Linked DNA regions of Homo sapiens: region 2 is linked to region 1. A link is an interaction called in ENCODE POLR2A ChIA-PET data of the cell type or tissue named here. Cell type or tissue: Caco-2. All regions are shown on one strand.

The links. Peaks named below come from ENCODE experiments on the same cell type or tissue, not always from the same donor. Only the 100,000 strongest peaks of a DNase experiment are listed, where the experiment ranks them.
Region 2: POLR2A ChIA-PET joins it to region 1 with 5 read pairs; 3 of 35 experiments call an interaction of 5 or more read pairs at or near these places.

What each region holds. Positions count from the first base shown.
Region 1 is chr2:26,461,682-26,464,181 of GRCh38, reverse strand. It overlaps OTOF (otoferlin), which reads left to right. Exons shown (of 47, transcript NM_194248.3): 40 at 76-218; 41 at 611-699; 42 at 2,001-2,099; 43 at 2,245-2,486. Among named protein-coding and RNA genes, the nearest start is that of DRC1, 61 kb to the right of the region's middle. RefSeq lists enhancers at 267-561, 131-1,330. In Caco-2, no CTCF peak of the experiment used is centred here; DNase peaks (open chromatin) are centred at 451 and 1,491.
Region 2 is chr2:26,249,784-26,252,283 of GRCh38, reverse strand. All of the region lies in intron 1 of HADHB (hydroxyacyl-CoA dehydrogenase trifunctional multienzyme complex subunit beta), which reads right to left. Among named protein-coding and RNA genes, the nearest start is that of HADHB, 6.1 kb to the right of the region's middle. In Caco-2, no CTCF peak of the experiment used is centred here; no DNase peak of the experiment used is centred here.

The sequences.
Region 1 (2,500 bases):
CTAAGTCCCTAGTCCCAGCAAAGGTCTTCTGGTTCTGCTGAGCCATGTGTGCAGCTGAGCCGCCGGCACCCACAGGTCAGAGGAAGCCCACAGACGAGCATGTGGCGCTGTTGGCCCTGAGGCACTGGGAGGACATCCCCCGCGCAGGCTGCCGCCTGGTGCCAGAGCATGTGGAGACGAGGCCGCTGCTCAACCCCGACAAGCCGGGCATCGAGCAGGTGACACTTGCATGGCCAAGACTGGGGTTCTTGGGTATTGGGGACCAGGGATCCCCAACCTGAGTCAGTAAAGGTAGAAGCCAGGCCTCACGCTGTCCGCTGCATTCCAGAAAGCCTGGCAGGCACCTTCCCACCAAGGCCCCTCAGGGTAACTTGAATGGCAAGGGTCTTTGCTTTGAGTGAGAATTACATCAGCTCAGGCAGAGACCTGGGTTGTCTCCCTCAGAAGCTGTGATTGGCTATTGGTGACATCATAGGAATTCCTGGCATCCAAAGATGGAAACTGATGAACTGGGTCCTTGACAGAACAAAGGTTAGGAGGGAGAGGAGAGCTGATCTTCCTGGGCAGAGGGAGAAGGCCCTGGGAGATCTGCCACAACCCTCTTCCTCAGGGCCGCCTGGAGCTGTGGGTGGACATGTTCCCCATGGACATGCCAGCCCCTGGGACGCCTCTGGACATCTCACCTCGGAAGCCCAAGAAGTGAGCGGCCTGGGGCCCAGCGCTACTCCCTTCCGGCCCACCCCACCCACTTCCCACCACGGCCCAACCCTTCCTGCGGGGGGCTCAGGTCCAGATGGCCTTGGCCAGTTGGCATCCCTGGGGCCTGGGTGTGGCCACTGGGCCTTATAGGGGAGAAACTGACCAACCAATCGATAGAGTTTAGGGCCTGCCCTGGAGAGTCCCCACGTGCTAAGGCAGGACAACGCCTTCCACCCTGCATCAGTGAGCGAGACAAGCCCCACACAGCACACTCCGGTGCATTGTATCTACACGGTCTACGCGCCCATACACATGCATCTCATGCACACACACACACACAGCATAGCACTCCCACGGACACCCACACACATGCCCACACTGACGCACTCCTTCACAACACACAGAACCCCTGGGAGCCGGCCCTGCGTCATCCTCACATCCAGGCTAGTGTGATGTTCCGCCAAGTTTTCTTTGGAGTGCCTGCCAGTGATGAATCCAGGAGTGAGTGCCTGGAAGAGGCAGGAGGTGGTAGAGTGAAAAGAACCCGGGTTTCCCATCCATAAAGCGGCAGGTTCAAGTCCAGCTGTCAGACAGTGACTGGATTCAGGGCCAGCTTCAGGGATGGAGGAAGCCACACAGGGTCCCACTCTTGTTTCCATGCTCCTATGTTGCCATCTTGAAATTCTTTATGACAAGTGACCCTGCATTTCCATTTGGCGCTGGCCCCAGCAAATCATGCAGCAAATTCTGCCAGGAATGTCCTGGAAACCTGAGGCCATGAGTCAGCTGTTCCAGGGCCTGTCATTAGGGGGCACCCAACTCACTGGGCCACTCTGGGCTCGCAGCCCTGTCTGCAATCCCAGGAGAGCCATGCTCAGATCAATTTTTAGTGAATGACTCAGCCTCACTCTTAATGATTGAAATGAACTACATCATTCATAATTACAATTAAACCTTGAGGGGAAAATCCTCTTTGGGGACAGGGACATACAGCTTCCATGGGCTTCCATTGCTGGCTACTGGGCTTAAATGCAGACTTCTCTTGGAACTAGCATCTGAGACAGAGGGTGGCTTCCTCCCCTCACCCCACCCCCACCGCCCACAGCCATGTGCCTGGTGGGCCTTCTCACTCATGCCTCTGCTCCCCCAACCCCAAACCACTCCTCCAGCCCCAGCCTGGCCCAGGCCCTGTGCTGACCCCAAGACCCCAGGGCTTCTCTCCGCCTGCCCCATCCCAGCCCTGGCACCCTGGCATAACCCCCACCTGGGGCTGCTAACCAGCCTTCTCTCCCTGGGCCCAGGTACGAGCTGCGGGTCATCATCTGGAACACAGATGAGGTGGTCTTGGAGGACGACGACTTCTTCACAGGGGAGAAGTCCAGTGACATCTTCGTGAGGGGGTGGGTGAGCAGTCCCTGCATGGGAGGGACTGAGCTGGGTGGGGCTTGCTTCCCGGGGGGCAGGAGAGGAGGCAGAGGGAAGGTGGCTGTGGGTGGGAGAGGCCCCACCAGCCTGGCTGCGGGTCTGGAGATGTGGCGCCCACAGGTGGCTGAAGGGCCAGCAGGAGGACAAGCAGGACACAGACGTCCACTACCACTCCCTCACTGGCGAGGGCAACTTCAACTGGCGCTACCTGTTCCCCTTCGACTACCTGGCGGCGGAGGAGAAGATCGTCATCTCCAAGAAGGAGTCCATGTTCTCCTGGGACGAGACCGAGTACAAGATCCCCGCGCGGCTCACCCTGCAGATCTGGGATGCGGACCACTTCTCCGCTGACGACTTCCTGGGTGCAGAGCAGGGC
Region 2 (2,500 bases), 210 kb after region 1:
CACATCCTTGTCTAGCTGCCTCCCTCTCCATATCACAGAATGTATAAACCAAAAAGTATGTTACAAGTAATGGTATGCCACTTCTGAGATAGGCTATAAGAGATACTGCAGCATCTGTCGTGGTCTCTCTCTCAGCTCACCCACTATGAGAGAAGCCAGGTGGCATGTCCTGAGCAGCCTTATGAAGAGGCTCCTGTGGTGAGGAACTGATGCCTCTTGCCAACAGCCATGTGAGTGAGCTTGGAAGCGGAGCCTCTAGCGCAGGCAAGCTTTCAGCTGACTCCAGCCCTGCCAACATTCTGACAGCCACCTTATGGGAAACTCAGAGCAACCCAGCTAAAGTGCCCTTGATTCCTGACCTTCAGAAACTATGAGATGGTAAACATGTATTGTTTTAAACTGCTACATTTGGCGGTAATTGGCTACACAGAAATAGATAATACAAAAGCTTTAAGGTTTAACTTCTCTTGGGTCTTTAGAGACTAAAAGAAGGAGGTCCTATAGCTTCCGAAAAGAAAAAAACAAAACATGTTCCAAACATGTGGATTGGAAAGAGATGGAGAAGCCCAAGCTTTAGGATCACCAGCCTAGGGATATTCAAAGGACTCTGGCCAGAGAAACACAAAGAGGCCCATGAGAGAGGCACCACTCAGAAGCTACTTACAATGCCACAAGGGTCTGGGCTACAAGTTCCCTTACGTAAGGTTCATCTTGAAATAAAATTCATGAAAATTGTCAAGAAAATGTTGAAAAACAAAAGGGGGAACCTTGTTGCAACAGATAACAAAACTTTCTAGGCCAGGCACAGAGGCTCACACCTGTAATCCCAGCACTTTGGGAGGCCGAGGTGGGAGGATCACTTGAGCCCAGGAGTTTGAGACCAGCCTGGGCAACCTAGTGAGACCCTGTCTTTACAAAAAATACAAAAAACTAGCTGGGCATGGTGGCATGTGCCTGTAGTCGCAGCTACTCAAGAGGCTGAGGTGGGAGGAGCACCCGAGCCAGGAGTTCGAGGCTGCAGTGAGCCATGATCACGCTACTGTACTCAAGCCTGGGCAACAGAGTAAGATCCTGTCTCAAAAAAAAACAAACAAAACACTTTCTAGAAAGAACCAATAATTAAAACAGAGCAGCTTTAGCACAGGAATAAACGACACTGATCAACAAAACAGGATGTAGCAGTTCAGAAGCAGACCCATGTATGTAAGAATTTAGTGTATAATAAATATAACACTTGAGTTAGCTGAGAGAAAGAAATTATTCCATGAATTCACTGGGAAAATGGCTAAACATTTGGAAAAAATTTTAGGTTCGCAGCTCACAGCGAAAGCACAAATAAATGCCAGACAGATTAAATATTTAAATGTATATATTTTAAATATATATATTCTAACTATAAAAGTACTAGAGGAAAACATCGGAGAATATAATATATACATACACACACGTGTATGTATTTTTTAGAGACAGGGTCTCGCTCTGTTGCCCAAGCTGTAGTGCAGTGGTATGATCATAGGTCACTGCAATCTGGAACTCCTGGGCTCAAGGGATCCTCCTGCTTCAGCCTCCTGAGTAGCTTAGACTACAGGCACATGCCACCATGCCTGGCTAATTAAAAAAAAAAAAAAAAACTTTAGAGACAGGCTAGTCTCAAACTCCTAGCCTCAAGTAATCCTCCTACCTCGGCCTCCCAACATGCTGGGATTACAAGCATGAGCCACCATATCCAGCCTCAGAGAATATTTTTATCACTTAGATGGAGAAGGGATTTCAACATATGGCACAAAACCCAGAAGTACAACAGAAAATAATAACTAATAGATCTGATCATATAAACATTCAAAATATACACATAGTAAAATATACTAAAATCAAGTTAAAAGGCAAATAGATTCAGAGAAAATATTTGTAACATGTAAAACAGAAAAGGGTTGATACCCATAATCCATAAAGAACTTGTACAAATTATAAGAAAAATAAGGCCAGGCGCAGTGGCTCATGCCTATAATCCCAGCATTTTGGGACGCCCAGGCAGGTGGATCACCTGAGGTTGGGAGTTCAAGACCAGCCTGACCAACATAGAGAAAGCCCATCTCTAATAAAAATACAAAATTAGCCAGGCCTGGTGGCACATGCCTGTAAGCCAGCTACTTGGGAACTGAGGCAGGAAAATCGCTTGAACCCGGGAGGCGGAGGTTGCAGTGAGCCAAGATCATACTATTGCACTCCAGCCTGGGCGACAGAGCGAGACTCCATCTCCAAAAAAAGAAAGAAAAAGAAAAACAGAAACAATCTATCATGGAATCTGTAGTTTGTACTCTAATATCCATTCCACCCAAATGTAGCTGCTGTATGTGGCTTACATGGGATTGAATCCAGCCCAACTCCAGGGTTTAAACCAATCAGAATAATCTCATTCTCTCTGCCAAGATCATTGATTCAGGTACCAAGGCCTCAAACAACCATGCACGGCATTGCCTTGACCACTGGTATTGATTTG